Linked DNA regions of Homo sapiens: region 1 is linked to region 2. A link is a loop called in an ENCODE intact Hi-C map of the cell type or tissue named here. Cell type or tissue: ascending aorta. All regions are shown on one strand. Each heading gives the region's core, and the rest is flanking DNA. Links, peaks and the distances in the headings are about the cores only.

What was found. A loop is a pair of places that touch in the nucleus more often than their neighbours do. Peaks named below come from ENCODE experiments on the same cell type or tissue, not always from the same donor. Only the 100,000 strongest peaks of a DNase experiment are listed, where the experiment ranks them.
Region 1: it touches region 2 in a loop (2.3-fold over the local background); 1 of 110 quality-filtered maps calls a loop at or near these places.

The regions. Positions count from the first base shown.
Region 1 is chr1:170,210,586-170,218,927 of GRCh38, forward strand. The region is part of intron 1 of LINC01681 (long intergenic non-protein coding RNA 1681); the gene reads left to right. It also overlaps the pseudogene ISCUP1. Among named protein-coding and RNA genes, the nearest start is that of LINC01681, 40 kb to the left of the region's middle. In ascending aorta, for the core only: no CTCF peak of the experiment used is centred there; DNase peaks (open chromatin) are centred at 3,166 and 4,706; H3K4me3 peaks cover 526 bases; H3K27ac peaks cover 3,070 bases.
Region 2 is chr1:170,583,408-170,591,749 of GRCh38, forward strand. No RefSeq gene overlaps it. Among named protein-coding and RNA genes, the nearest start is that of GORAB-AS1, 55 kb to the left of the region's middle. In ascending aorta, for the core only: no CTCF peak of the experiment used is centred there; a DNase peak (open chromatin) is centred at 3,234; H3K4me3 peaks cover 1,555 bases; H3K27ac peaks cover 2,723 bases.

The DNA.
Region 1 (8,342 bases), core at 192-8,191, 370 kb before region 2:
AATAATGTTATTTATGCACAATGATTGGCCCTTTCAAATAATCATATTGAGAATTTTAATAACATCTCTTTCATTACAAATTGATTTGGGAAAATTTGAATATTTATATACTTCACTCTTAAATATAAGCACTCTTTGGAAATCATTACCAATTCATCAAGAAGCTGTCTTAGCCACAGTTACATAATTCACAATAAATATCAATTAAGTTAAGGCTGTATGAGGAAGCTAAAAAAACCAAAGAACTCTGAACAAGTAATGTATGTAATTAAGTTGTATTAGAGCAACAATTTGAACAGCAAAATATTGTGCATATCCATAGCTCTTTAATGATAGCATAAGAGACTTTTTAACATCTAAGGTGATTACACTGAGAGTAGGTAAACAACTGACTTTATCCAATGGAATTTTATCTATTGGCTCATTTCTTCTCTGCCTCTCCTTTCTTAGAATTCTTTTTCAGTTTGCAGTCTATTAGGGCCACTGTGATTGCATCTTCAGTTAGCATGGAGCAGTGCAGCTTCATGGGAGAAAGGCATAGTTCCTTTTCAATATCTCTGCTTTTGATGGTCATGGCTTCTTCAACCACTTTTCCTTAACCTATTCAATGGTTAATAAACTTGGATCAATTTCAGAACCACAGCCAAGTATTTAAAACCTGGAAGCCATAAGTTTTTCCTTTTCATTCACTTGAAACAATTTCATTAAATTACTACCAACTAGAGCCTTCACCAATCTAGCTCATTTCTGGATATTTTATCAAGGAGCCTTTCATCGTTTGAATTCTCTAAATGATCAACAACCTTCTTGTGACAGAGCAGAGCCTGGTCCAACAGCTCTTGGTTGGGGACATACAGGCTCATGAGCCGCAGGTTCAAAGCTACTGGTCACCAGTGATCTACTCTAGCTGCCATATTGTCAAGGCCAGAGCTGGAATTCAACCTGGATATTCTAGCTCCACAGTTCATGTTCTTAACCCCTGGACTATATTATCTGTCTAGTGTCTGTGTTTTACCTAGCGTCTTAGAATACTGAAGCCATGGCAAGGTTATAAATGGTAAAAATATAGCTAATAAAGAAGACCAATCAAGACTGTGTTATAAGGTTGAGGAGAAAAGGACACACATGGCAATGATAAATTGCAATGTTTGGGGAAAGAAATGAGAATCAGTTATATTTTGAATGGAAACATGTTGGAGGGGAAGAAATTTGCAAAATAATAATCAGACATGTTTCAGGTTGGCTGCTTACCCACTGAGTTCTTAGGTCATCGCCTCTGAGAATAGCATGGGTTAATGGGCACTACTGTCCTGGCAGTTCTTTTTTTCTCTTTCTCACCATGTCACTGGGCTTTCTGGTGCACCTGGACCATAATAGCACTACTAGGCTGCTCTACCAGAGTACATTGTCTTTCACTGACATAGAAGAAATACCTTCTGATATTCCAGACACCTGAAATGGGATGGAGAATGGGAAGAGGGACCTTCATTTTGGTGGCATTTCTTGTCTAAGCAGGGATGTATCACTCAGTGGCAAGCTCTGCCTCTCAGATAATGAATGGAGCAGTGGGCCATCCATTCCAAGGTCTTGGGGCAATATCAGGATACCTCTGAATGTAGTAGTTCTTATAATGTAGTAGTTTCTTCTGTTTGTCATATGGCAAGGCAGAATGGACTTTCAGAATCTTGTTTTTGTGGTCTAGTGGTGAAGTCTTATCTTTGGGACAGCAGCCCAATTATTCATAATTATTAATTCAGAAGGTATTTTCATATATGCGTCTGCCTAATGGTCAGATGGAACTGTGGAACTCCATGACAAGCCTGCAGAATGTTCCATTCTCCATCTGCATGCAGCCTAATAACTGTATTTTCATAGAATTAGAGACTTATAATATTTAAGGCATTTTAAGGTAATGTATCTCATTCAAATCTTTCTCTTTACAGATGAGGAAACTGAAGCCCAGAGAGATGAAATGATTTTCCATGTTAATACAGAGACAGAGTAGTACCATATGCTATTTTACCTAGGAGTCAATGCTCTTTCCTATACATCTCCCTGGCTTGGATAAATAACATTGTCTGGAAATGGGAAAGATAATTATAACTGGGACAATAGTAGAGAGAAGAAACTTTAGAAACTCTGACTAGAGCAGAAGGGCAAGCAAACCAGTTTGACTCAGCACTTTGTTTGAAACTGAGGCTTATTGGATATTAAATTATAGGAGCCGCTATCCCATTGACTGATTTTTTTTTGTGGGGGGAGTAATCTTCTCACCCACATGAAAGTAAGGAATTCTTCCAAAAGCACTTAAGTACTACTATTAAGGGAACTCAAAGAGGTCATTTACAAAATAGCTTATTTACCCTTCCCACCAAGAATTTGTTGCTTTAATTGAGGGGAGAGGTTTTTTGAGAATTGGCTGGCCTGGCATTAAGCTAAAATTATTTGCTTTCCATCTTACTCCTCCTTTCCCTTTACCTTATCTGGGGTTTTACTTTATTAATTAAATTGAAAATTGTAGCATGAGTTTTTGGTTAAAAAAAAGTTCGAAAAATACCCCCCAAAATGTAGTGAGAAGAAAATCATTTGAATTCCTATCCCCCCAGGCTTCTAGTTCTCTTTTCTAAAGACAGACTCTCAAACAAGCTCTTTCTGTTTTCCTAAGTTATGTCTAATTAAGTATATTTTACTATCTAGCTGCCTCTTTTTATACACATGGCACCATATTATTCTGTGTCGTACCCTTTCTTTTTCACTTAATATTTCTTAAAGATGATTACCTATCTGTGTAGAGATTTACTTCATTCCATTTACATTTTAAAATATTGATAAAACATATTTCTAGTGCCTGACATGTGGCCAGATCCCAGAAGATGAGTTTAGCAAAGAAGACCACATGAACCATCCCAAAAGTCCTGTTGCTTCTAGGCTCAGGAATCCAGGGACCCCTTCCTATTATGTGAGCTTCCTGGGTGAGTGTTTTATAGTGAAATCATATGTCAAATTGTGATTCTCAGATGACCTTCCCAGTCTGGCTTAGAGGAGAGGGTTGTCGGGGGAGGTCCTGGGAAAGCCGACTTGCCTTGAGATTGTCTTCTTGGCTGCTGGGTGAAGCTGCACTCCTACTCTGAGATTTCTCCAAGGAGACATTGGGTTTTCCTGGCAGGCAGGGCTTCAGGCTACTCAGCGGAATGTCTATGGTTCTGTAGCTTCAAGAGGAGCCAGGAGGCTGAGCTTCCAAGCCAAGGGAAACACTGCTTCAGACTCAAGACCACGATTTGGCCGAGACCACGGGGCCTGCTGAATTTAGGAGAGGACTCTCTCATACCCCTTCCTTACTCAAACCACTCTTTGATGGAAGTGACATAAGAAATCTACTTTATTCACCAGCACACAGCAGTTGCTTGGGTGAAATGGACTCCGGTCCCATTTTGGTACAATAGGAAAGGCAAGTGCCTCCCTCTCTATCTGGGAAGAAAGGAGAAGGAAGCCAGAGTGGAAATCAGACATCTCAAGTCTTAGCAGCAGTCTTGGTCTGTGCTTAGACAAATAATCTCAAGGCGACCCAAATCCCCTGTTCATTGTGAAAACAGACAGTGCCAGAGTGAAACAGAATTAAATTGTTTCTCTTTCATGGCAGCTGACGTGTAAAAACCATTCTATTCCGACCTTGTGGTCAGAATATCCTGACACCTCATAAATTATCTTAAGGGGTCAGGGCTCAGGGAGGTTTGGGAAGGCTGCGAGTCCACACTGCAGTCAGCGTTCTGCACCGCACAGCAGCAGCGGGAGCACCTCCTTCCTGGTCTTTCCGATAGGCAGATACCAATGTGTAGGATGTGGAGGAATGTAGTGTCCTCAGAGCCAGTTTTTATGAGTTGGGACAAGCATTTTTCCCTCCTTTTATGTTTGTAGGACTTGTATGGCCACAGCAACTACTCTCATGAAGGTTTTTAAGGAAGTGAGAAAAGCACAGTGATAGCCTCCATATCAGACAGAGATTCTAGGGTGGTTTTGTCTTAGCAGAAAAAAAGACAGGGGAGGGATGGAAACAATAGAGACATATACTTACACAAGATGAAGAACTAGAGAGAAAAAAATGAACCAAGGAGACAAGAGAAAGGAAGGTGGAAAGGGGAAACGTGGGTGGCAGGAAGAAAATTTTTCTTGATTCAGATATACACCCCAAAGCGTGCACACACACACACACACACTTTCTCACACACTCTCACACACACACACAGTCTCTCTGTCACACACACACACACACATGCCTCCTCAGCAGAGTGGAACTCTTGGACTTCTCTGCCTCCTGGTGAGTTTCTTTTAGCCCACACATTCATCTGTGCCTTACACACAGTAGGTGCTCCATAAATGTTTGCCTAGTGGTAACATCCACAGATTGGTCCCCAGAGAGGGAAACAGATTTATTTTGGAAAATTCCAAGTATGTAAAGCAAAGTCCTTTGGAGCAAACAGTATTCCTATAGCCTGAACCACCATAAGGTTGAAAGAATCTGGGTATTTGTGGGTGTGTCTGGACATATTGTGTGTGGGAGTGTGAGTGGGTGGTCTGGATGGGTGGGTAATAAGTGACAGGAGGGCCCTTGAAAATATAAAGGGCTCCATAACTACTGTAAAAATAAAACTGGGAATAGCATGCCCAGACCTCCAGTCATGCGGTGACCAAACCTGACCTTGGCAGAGATGAATAAATTTTGGAGATGGATTCAAAAATTATTAGCCAATGTTTTTGGTCCCTGTGGGCTTTTATTGTTTCTTTTTTAAAGAACAGCTGGGCGGGTTTTTGGCAAGGCAAATGACTGCCACAGCCTGTAGAATTCCAGAGCCCTTCCAAGCTTTTTCTAGATTCTTTTGTATTAATGCTTTTTTATTTCTGGTTCATTATTTTCCTAATGGGATATGTCTTCTGGCTCACCCCTTGGACAAAGGATATGCTTTCTCACTGTCTCTGCTCTTAATTTCTTCCTTTATGGAAATTTTGTCTTGAGGACATAATTATGATCAGAAATACATTAGAAGTGTATTGTTTTTCCTAATTGTGTCATCCCATTCCTGATATCAGCATCTCTTAAGCATCACTGACTAGTAAAGAGATGAAGTTATTAAAACAAGCCACGTCATGGATTGACGATCCTTCTCCCAATTCCTCTGGCCTGGAGAAACAGAAAAGAAGATTCAAGGCAGAAGACAGTTAAAACCATGTTCACATCAGGCTTCTAAATAGGTTGCAGTATATGATTTTCTTTTCTTTTCTTTTCTTTTTTTTTGAGATGGAGTCTCGCTCTGTTGCCCAGGCTGGAGTGCAGTGGCGCGATCTTGGCTCACTGCAAGCTCCGCCTCCCGGGTTCAAGCAATCCTCCTGCCTCAGCCTCCCGAGTAGCTGGGACTACAGGCGCCCGCCACCACGCCCAGCTGATTTTTTTTTTTTTTTTTTTTTTTTTTGTATTTTTAGTGGAGACGGTGTTTCACCGTGTTAGCCAGGATGGTCTCGATCTCCTGACCTCGTGATCTGCCCGCCTCAGCCTCCCAAAGTGCTGGGATTACAGGCGTGAGCTACCGCGCCCGGCCGCAGTATATGATTTTCTGCAGCTGTCCCAGTGCGCAAACGCATGCTCATTGGAATGTTCATTGTAATGGTAAAGGGAGGCAGGGCAAAAGGAAGAATTGATGGGATACAGAGGGAAATCCTATACTATCCATACCACAACTGCTGATACCTGGCAAGTCTGAGTTGGTATATGTATGTCTTCATACATATATCTACTAATATACCATAGCAAGCTCTGTGATATGTAATTTAGATTTTTTTTTTAATTAGAGAAATAGCAGTTCATGAGGTTGGTAACATATCTTTAAACGTTGTGGTTATTTGGGGGTATTAGGTGGTAAGTCTTAGAAATAAACTTTCTTAGATGTTGGAGATTACATGCTACAGGTTTAGACATTAAGGAGTGTCATAAAACTAAAATTTTCTCTAAAAGTACATTGATAACAACCTTCATACTATATCCCTATTTCCTTTATACATCTTTTGAGGTTTACCTAACCATTCCCCAACTAATCAGCCTAATTCTTGATTCCATACAGTCACCTCCTTCTTGTAATTGCTGTGTACATTTGTGTGTATTTGTGTTGATTTTGTATGTTTTATTTCTTTCCCATTAGACCATAATCTCATTGGGGATAGGAATCAGTACATTTTTTTTTTTTGACCCAGGGTCTCACTCTATTACTCTGGGCTAGAGTGCAGCATCGGGATCTCAGCTCACTGCAGCCTTGCCCTCTGGGGCTCCGGCAGGAATCAGTAATCTTTATTCTGTATCCCCAAGTGCCTGGGATTATTTTGTAAATCCTATGCATAGTCAATAAATGAAGAACATATTCTACTCTCAGAGGAGCAATTTAATGCTAGGTTGGCTTGTTTTACTAACTTCCATCTCTTTTCTAGTCAGTGATGCTCAACAAATGCTGATATCAGCGATGGGATGACACAATTAAGAAAAAAATACACTTTTAAAATTATATAATTCTCTTCCAAGTCAAGAGTAAATTGCCTATTAATTTTCCATGGCTTTGTAGGTAGCAAAATGGCATTTAGACTGCAGGTATACATTTCTGATTATAAGCAATTATCCATCTTTTAATCAAATATAAACTATCTAGTTAGTAAAGATTTTAAAGTCAGTTTCTCTTGAGGTGTTCTTGTTAATTCCTCTTGGAACATTCTATTGGACCGCCCACTATCATCATCTCCTAAATTTTAAGCCTGGTCCCATAGTCCAAAGGACCACACATGGACAATCAACTGAATATATTTGACCTATTTCTGAACAAGGTTCTATGTACTCCGACACCATTAACCAAAACGACTGACTCTAAGTTCTAGTCCTTATAAAATGCAAAATCGCTGCCCTAGCTCGTTACTTCAGTCCTCTCCTCAAAATCTTTTGCTGGATTGCAGACTGATTCATGCTTCAGCTCCTTTTCTCCCACTGTAATATTTGGCTATGTGGGTCCTAGACACACTGCAAAATGCATTCTACAGCTTTCCTCCTCTTCTCTCTGGAGATCCAGCATGTCTCCCTTGGCATATCACCAAACTGCTTCTGTGTGCTGTTCTCTCTCTCTGCATTACTACCATCCATCCTGAGCTTAGTTCTCTTAAGAGACTCCCTTTATTCAGCTGTCTTTGTGGAAAGAACTACTGAATGAATTTAGAATGAATTGCCAATTAATTGGTAATGATATATTTTGGAAATATGTGCTCCTCATTCTATCTCTTGGAATATAAGATCTTCATCCCAGTGCTTCAAATTCATTCATCTATCTGTTAGCCTGGGAGAAAACTATAATTTGTTTTATAAGGAATTCAACCAGATAGATAGGAATTAGTCAGATTCTAACATACAAGATAGATTTTGAACAAAACAATAGGCTTGAGAGGCAGCCAGGCATTGTTGAGAAAGTTTGTTCCAAATAAATTATTTGCTCCTTTGGTATATGAACAACTTAGCTTGAAGTGCTCGTTCTCTGAGAACACCCCTCTAGCATAGAGAAGATGACTCTTCTGCTACAATCCCCAGGCGAGCTCCATGGCCGCAGAGGGTAGTAAAAGAAAAGCCCGCCCCTCTTTTGGCTCTAGGGATTGTGAGATAAAGCGGGTGGGAGAGTAAATCAGTGAAGCAATCGAACATCTCTCTCCCCATTTACTATAAGGTAAATAGTAAGCTCCAAGAAGCCGGTTAGGACTTGGGAGGTGGCCAGCTTACAGGCTGCCCTAAACTAACCTGGGTCACAGTCAAATCAACCAGAGAATGTAGTGAGCTCAGGCAGAAGAAACTCTGAGGTCATCCTTTCCTGAGGCATGCTTGGTTCCCTTGTGCACAGACAAATTCCAGAAAGAACTGGAAATCTGGTTAGGAAACTTGGCAAAGTGGGTGTCACTGTATTGGGGAGGGTGAAACAATTCTGTAGCAGGAGTTGCAAGGCAGAACCCTCGAACTAGGGCCTAATGATAGTCACAGCCAAACCTCATAAGGGTCTCTAACACCAATAGGAGCTGAGGTGAGGCAGAGCCAGCCAAGGGTCACTGCTGAGCCCTGCCAAGCCCAAGCTAAGACCTACTAGATGGAAAGTTAAACTGACCACAGACCTCAGCTGTTGTATGCCAGTGAGGCAGGCAGCACCTGTATTGACAAAGATGGTACCCCAGAGACACAGGGAGGGGGACGTTGCTCCTGAGAACCCTGACTCTTCCTTTATGGACTTTGAGGTCCCACCAGTCATACTCCTCTTCCTTGTTCATTCATGTATCACTGC
Region 2 (8,342 bases), core at 57-8,056:
ACGCAGAGGCAGGCAGGCTGACGGAAACAATTCCTTCCTCCAAGATGGAAATCAGTTGTAGCTGCCTCTCTGTAACCTGAACAAACCATTTCTAGGTGGGGTGGTTGGAAACACCATTTTATTTCTCAAGGAACAGTTATCAGAACCAACTCGGGTCTTCAATGTGTTTGGTTACTCTGGATAGTGTTCTGTTGTGTTCAGATGGAGAATCGGGATTTGGAAAGACATTTATGTTCATCATGGATGCTCAAGGTGGTACTTGAGCCTCCTTGGGCCTTAAGTCTGTTTAATATAGCTATCTATCTGTCCTCTGCTCCACATCACTCCTCCACACCCACCCACACCCAGAAAAAGTGGGGGCAAATGCCCAAATTTTTCCAAAGCTGACTCCATGGTTTTTAAGGAATAAGGCCATGCATTTGCCTATAACACAAAGCAATATTTCTGGTATAAAAGAAATAATTCTTATGAACCTTAAATTAGGATGATTAAGGGATATTCATTTTAGCACTAGCCTCTGGCCAAAGGATAAATATCTCTCCATGCGTTCTAAGGACCTTGTAGTCAAAGCGTTAAAGCAGGATAGGATGGAAGCTGAATAAGCATTTGCTTTTATTGTTCTCTGAGACTATCTGGAGCAAGGTGTGGATTTGATAGATTTCAAACATCTGGTACATTCCACTTTTGAGGTTCCAGAACAATGCTGTTCAACAGAAATACAATGCAAGTTGCAAATGTAAACTATATATGTAATGTAAAAATTTCTAGTAGCCACATTTTAAAAAGTGAAAAGAAACAGGTGAAGATAATTTTAACATGTGTTTATTTAACTCATATCCAAATATTATCATTTAAATGTGTAATCAACTAATGAGGTATCTCACATTTTTTTTTTGTGCTAAGTCTTTGAAATCCAAGGTCTATTTTGCACTTACGCACATCTCAGTGTGAACTAGCCACATTTCAATTTCTTGATAGCCACATATGGCAAGGGCGGTTCTAAAATGTCAGCCATGAAAATATTCAAACAAATGAAAAATAATACTTAACGACCCTGAGCAATATTACTACAAGCCAGATAATGGCTAGGAGACTTGTAGAGAATTCAGCAGCTTTTTCTTTTCTTTTACCACCTATGATAGCACATTTTTGCCCCTTGTTTAAATGTTCTTCCTGGCTTTACAGTGATGATCATCAGATTCAAAGTAAAGACCTATAGAAAAACAGAGTTATCAAAAAGTGACATGAGTCACCTCACAGATGGAAAAATGAGTATTTGAGCAGAGTCTAAATGAAGATCTATAGAGTTGCTATGATGGATTCTGTACTATGTGATTCAGTAGCATAAGGCAGTATACACACAGCAGTTAAGAGCTTGGGATTTAGCCAAGAGGACCCGGGTTTGAATCTCATCTCCATTATTTGTGTAGTGGAATTTTTTTTTTTTTTTTTTTTTTTTACCATTTTGAATCTTCATTCCCTCATCTGTAGAACAGAAATAAGTACTTCATAACATTGTAATGAGAAATAAATGAAATAATTTATCTATGGCTCACACCACAATGCTAAAAAAATCATGGTATGATGATTATTATTACAGCGCAAAAACCTGTTTATGGATATTTGGTACTAAAGGTAAATTTCAGAGTAAGACATTTTTCATCATGTCTCCTATAACTTCTACAATTACACGACTCTCTCGTGATCTAATATAATAGCTATGGCATAGCAAGACCACCAATTATCAAAGACAGCTGAAAACCGGACATTAGAATGATTTGCAACAAAATTGTTCACTGCAAAAATTGTTGTTTTGTTTTTAGGGTGGAAGAAACAATTAGCTTTTATTGAGTGTCAAGTTTTGTTTTGTTTTAATATTACCAAGCACTTTCTGTATCTTATCTTAAAACTTCCTTGATGTGGTGCTCATTTTAAAGGTAAGAAAATTGAAGTTCAGGGAAGTCAAGGAACACACAGCTAATATATCATGTAGTTAATTTGTGAATCCCAATCTGTCTCACTTTAATGCCCCTGCTATTTCCAATACATAGGAGGGGCCAGATTTGACTTTCCCTTATCCAGAACTTTCAATCAGTAGTAGAAATTGATAGAAATGGTATTTCAGTCAATATTACACTACAAACATTATGGTGGACTGTGTTTAAGATGCATGTCCTTCAGCTATCACTGTCTATCCTGGAAAAGGGATTAGTGCTGTACCCCTGGATCATCGCTGTTGTCCACATCACAGCTGCTTTGACTTTGTCTTCTAACTGCACCACTCAGAGTTTTAGCCCTTTGAGGAGCTCACTTCTTATGTAAAAAAAAAAAAAAAAAAAAAAAAAAAACTGGAAATGGGAACACAAATAGAACACGTATTTCAAGAGACTTCTCTCAAAGGCACAGAGAACTCAGACACTACACAAATGTTCTCAGGGGAAGAATGGCAGTTACCCTAGAGGTGGGAGCCATCAACTTTCCAGGTGTGTCTATCCTAACACAACTTGGTTAAGGTTGACACATGGAGGCAGGAGGAGGAGTGGAGTGTCAAGGGAGAAGCACAGAAAATAGATGCTTGAATGCTACCCTTTTGTATAGTCATTACTGTCATGATTAAACAGTATCAATGCCTTTACAACACATCTATCACAGAAGAAAACAAAAGTCTCTGGCAACTGTTCCGAGCATCTTTGCTTCATCAAATCTAGTTTCTGTAGAGTTGCAGGAAGGGGTCTAAATAAGAATGTTCACACTGTTGCCTTAACTTTCAGAGCAGTTAAAATCTGCCAGTGCTTTGATGATAGGGCAGAGGGAAATAATTAAGTTCAGACTACCTTTGTATTTCTTACCCTGAAGGTATTCAATGAGTTTAAGCAAACTTCCCTGTTTCCCTTGTGTTTATTCATTCCAGAAGAACTGTTTCTACAAATTATATATAATTACTCACTCCTGGTCAAAGGTGAGAGGGAAATTAGCATCACAATGGCAAGTTTTCTCTCTGGGTGTCGCCAGCTCACTAACTTCCATGGATGATTTGAGTGTGTTAAGCCCCTGCTTACTAGCAGGAAAGTTCAGCAGAGCCCATGAGGACAGCATTAACAATTCCTAATCATAGACAAGCATTTCAGACATTCATTACCACACAAGCCATCAGTGGATTAGATCTAATAAGCCAAATGCTTGCAGACCTCAGCCTGGAGGCTGCTTAGACTACTCAAAGTAATGCAGAATCAAAATTGGCCCGCAGTGCGCTCCGCCTTCTTTTGAAACAACTGCTCTGCTTTTGTTGAAATGGACTGAATGAAACAAGCAGAATGGTCCCTATCTCCTTATAAGGGGGTGTTAGGAACTGAGTTGAACAACAATAGACTGACACATTTGGGGTTTAGTATTCTTTTTGGTTAGAGACCATAGGAAATGATGTAGTGTTTCAACTCAATAAAACATCTTAAAACTGAAAACTGCGTTGTTAGAGGAGGCAGACTTTGCGGGGGTGGAGGGGGGAAGTGGGGGAATAGGGATGATTTCTTCATGATTTAAAAGAAGGAAAATAACTCATCTTTTTCAGTAAGAAGAATTTGCAAAATATTCTTCCAGAAAAAAAATAAAAAACTACACACACACACACACACACACACACACACACACGAATCTCTGAGATAGTTGCCAAGTACTTCTCTGAAACCACGTGAATTTTTCTCTCGTGCATTTGTCAGCCTGACTCCAAACCATTTTATTCTTTCCTCATTTCTCGTCTCTGTTCAGTCTGTTTTTGGTTAGTTGCTTCTTGGCATAGCTTCCGTTGGAGCTGAGAGTGCCTGTTCTTTTTTCTTCTTTTTTTCCTTTTCCTTTTCTTTTCTTTTTAAAAAACTTCTCTTTTGGTGTTCTTTCTTCTGGGCTCTATAGTGACTCTGCAAAAATTACCAAGATCAGAGCAAATAGAGTCTCTGGAGCCCACGCTGTCTGACTCCATCAAACCTGTATACAGCGTAGAAGGAGCCAGGCTCCAAAGAGTGGCACCGAGACATGTTTGGGAATAGAAATGCATGCCGCCTTTGACCACTTCTCTGTGAGAGTCTGCAGCTTTCCCAAAACCTTCTTTGTGAACAGACTTACTCAACACTGCCATGTTGTGTGGAGGACTTCCCTCAGAAGAATCCTTTGAGTTACTTTTTAAGAATTAGTTTTTAGACACCCATAGAATAGAAGTTTCTATATTCATTTATTTACTGAACTATGTTATGTTTTATTGGAACTCTTTTTAACTGGCCTTGTCACAGTATGTTTTGACTTGTGGAAAAACGAAAAGTACAGTCACACTAGCTATGTAACCACATATAGCCCTAAAAAAATGCTTGCTTTTTCTAAATCTAAGCAAACAATTTTGCATCTATACCTTTGTATATATATGGAGTAAGTTTTAAAGGGCATCATGAATATTATTCTGTACTATAAAGTGAAACACACTGTCAGGGTACATCTTTGTCCTCATCCTTCTTGTTTGGGGAACTTGAATGGATTTAAGGTGGTGTTATTATTTTCACTAATGTGTGATTAGACTTCAGAATGACTAACACCAGAAAATACTCATAAGTGTGCTTCAAATTAGCATGTAAGAAAAATAAGGCAAAGTCAATTTCTCTAACAAATTGAGAGTTAGTTAAACTTGAATTAGCCCTGTAGTCTAATAGGACAGTAGAAACTGAACTATTTCTTCCTGTCTAGACCTGCTCAAGTTCATGGACAGTCTGTATTTTTGAAAAACTTACCCGTGCAGCAGGAAGCTCACTCTATCTTCAGGTCACACTTAAAATGAAGAGATTCTTTTCCTGTATCAGAAAATTATTTTCAGAGATGTGAAACACAGGGCTATTTGCTGATGATGTGCATGGGATTTATGAACAAAATCAAAATTCTATAGAATTATGTATAGAGTTTTTAAAAATAGCATGTTAGTTTCAGGAACCAAAAATAAAGAAATTAACACACACAAGTGCAAAGACTGATGTGGGAGAAAATTACCTCAAGATATAAGAAAAGAGATGTGAACTGGAATGACTTGGTTTGGCTACCTGTAAGGAAAAATGTCCAAACTTTCCTGTCTTTAGTTATGCAGCCTGGAGAATGTCATTTCAATCACTTCTGCAGTTGCTCCACTGAGGACTTTTGAAATGCTCCTTGTCTACAGATGACAGGCTCCCTCAGCAGAGAGGGAACAGAGCTTGTGGCTGTATCTACATGATTCCAAACATCTGGATTAAAAACTGAAAACATGAGGCCTGTGCCTCGATGATTTTCAAACACCTTGCTTTTGGCATTGTAAAGGGAAACAATCCAGATAGCTGGCTAGATGTTTCAGTTTTCATTCTGATATTTGTCATTGTGAAATTATAGTCGATGACTAGATAAATGTATGTTCTCTCCACCAAAAGAAGAAAAAAGTTATACATGTATACAATAGCTGGTCCAAGAGAAGTAAATTATAAAAAAAACCTTACAGCTAAATCACGGTGCCATGGTCACCTATGTGTCCTTATACACAAACACATAAACACACACGTATGTACACACATGCTTAAACGCCGACAAAAAAAATCCAGCTAGACCAGACTTCCTTCTCTATTTTCAGTTATTTGATGAGATATTTCAAGTTTACATATTTACAAAGAGAAATCATGTATTTCTGCAGTTTTATTCTCAGAGGAGCTTCAACCAGATAGCGCCTATGAGAATAAAGTGGCAAATACATGATTTCTCTTTGTAAATCAGCAAACCATTTTTCCTTCTATTACTTGTATTGCTGTGGTTTTAGTTATGTGCAGAATATATTTTAAAGGAACTGCTCAAGTTCATAATGCTCTGAATCTCTGTTATCTTAGTGATCATGTGGATGCTGAAATACAGTAAATCAATGTGCAAAAAAAATTCTAGCTTTAGTTTCTAAAATATTCTTAACTTTTTACAGTTAAGTAAAAATACAGATCCAAAAATATGTGATTCATAATCTTAAATTAATGGATCCAAAATCAAGATGATGAGAATATCTTTTGTTTTGGTAGCATGATATATTTGCCAAGTGACTTACCTTGATTTTTATTAATTAGGAAATGGAGAAATGAGGGAATGCATTGAAAGTGAAGAACTACATTACAGTTGACTTTTTAAAAATGGATTTTAATGATTTCTAAAATAAACGGAAAAGGAAATATTTAAACTGTTTGAGAAAAGCTGCTTTCAAGAGGCACATAGTATATACTACGGACTTTTTCCATGAGACCGGCATTCTCAGAAATTCTCCTGGCTATAAGCATATTCATAAAGCTCAGATCAGTAGAGACATATTTGTCACATCCTATCTTGTTATCATCTCAGTCATTCATTTTTCAGCAATAATTCCTCCTCCTATTTCCTCAGTTTTTAAGGGCAACTGCCTCTAGATTATACATATATAAATGGTATTCATTTCCAAGATATTTAATGTCATAAATAACGTCATTTTAAGATTAGAAAGAACTGGCATTTTCAAGACAATGCCCTTGAATTATCAATGCAAAGACATATGTGCTTAAGTAAAATTGTAATTATATGGGGTTATCTATGAAGTTATAAATTACAGTGTTTGAGAAAACATTTGAAATGAGTGCTGAGAAACTGTACAATTAAATACAAATGGAAGGCCTTTGAACATGTTCAGATTAGTGTAAATGGCTTCACAGATATAGATTTCATGTTTTTGTTTTAATAGCAATAAAATATTTTGTTTGTGTACATTCATTTTAAAACCGTTTTAAAAGCATAGCATATATAACATTTATGCACATGTTTACCATACATTTAAAGAGAGATTTTAATGAGGCATGGCTGGAAATCCATAAAGGTTTGCATGTCAACACTAGTTCCATTATAGAAAATATTTTCCTTCCCCTATTTCATTTCTAAAAATATAAAATGTCTGGTGAGTATGGAGGGCAAGAGAGAAGAAGTGCTTTGAATAAATATATACAGATTTTGAAGGTGGATTGACTTTCTTTCTCTCCTTTTTCCTTATTCTTTCTACCGAGAAAAGAATAAATGCATTTGTGGCAAAATTACACAGAAAAGATGTAGGATGCAACGTCACAACAGTGATAATGTAGGGATGCTGTTAGCAGCTCAGCACTCCTCTAACACTTGGGGACCTTTAGCACATCTTCGGCATATTTGCTAAGTTGGATAAATTTTTGAAAATGTACTTGTTAAAACTTCAGAATGTAGAGTTTTGTAATTTTGCACAAGGAAAATTAAATTGGTTGCAAACTAAATATTGTTATAGAAGACAAATGTATAAAAACCAAAAGCCAGGAAGGCGGGAAGGGGAAAGGAAGGAAGGAAGGAAGGAAGGAAGGGAGGGAGGGAGGGAGGGAGGGAGGGAGGAAGGAAGGAAGGAAGGAAGAGGAGAAGGAAGACAGGGAGGGAAGCGGGGAAGGAAGAATATATACAATGGGAATAGTATGGAAATAGAGGGAGAAATAACTTGGGGGAAGGTCAAAGAGCACAAAGTGAAAATCAGGATCAAAAGGGTCTGATAAAAGAATCGGACATAAACTGTAAAATATGGAAACTGAGTAAACATCGCAAATATGCCCTTAACAAACCCCAGTTCTGCAGGCTCTTCTGCTGCCACACAAAAGTGTATTTTTCAAGAAAATTGGTTACAGCAGTTACCGAGCCTTCCAACAGCAGCATGTAGAAATAAGGCAGTGAATTTAAAGGGGCTCTTCGCAGAGCTACATTCTATACCTTTCCAGTTCCTGCCCCTTTCTCCTAACCATATGGAATCCATCTCGTTCAAGGACTTAGACTAGGAGAGGGGCTTGAGGAAACTAGGGCTGCTGCTGGCTCTTTTAACGGCATGCCGTAGGAAAGTTTTATTTCCAATTGATTGGTTACAAATCAGATAAATATCGCGTCTAATGAAAGCAGCTTTGAACTGCTGGAAATGTTATCTATAGGAGTCTGGGGTTTATCAAAAGTCAAACGTAGCTTTAATCACATCAACATGCTAATTACAGGCAAACAATAAAAGCTTTAAGAAATGATTGTGTGGGTTTTATTACTATTGACAGTCACTGAGGTATATTTATTTCGGGAGGTAATTGTCAGAAGACTTTCTCCAGAAAGACTTGTTTGTATAATTAAGTGCGTGTTATGCAAGCTTATCTGCTGATCGGCTCCTGCTAGTTATGTAGTTCCCCCAATGCCTCAGAACACAGGAGCAATTAAGAGAAAGGCTCAGGAAGATGGTTTTTCAGTAGTTCATTTGTAAGGGATAAAAAATAAATAAATAAATGAGTGAATATGCC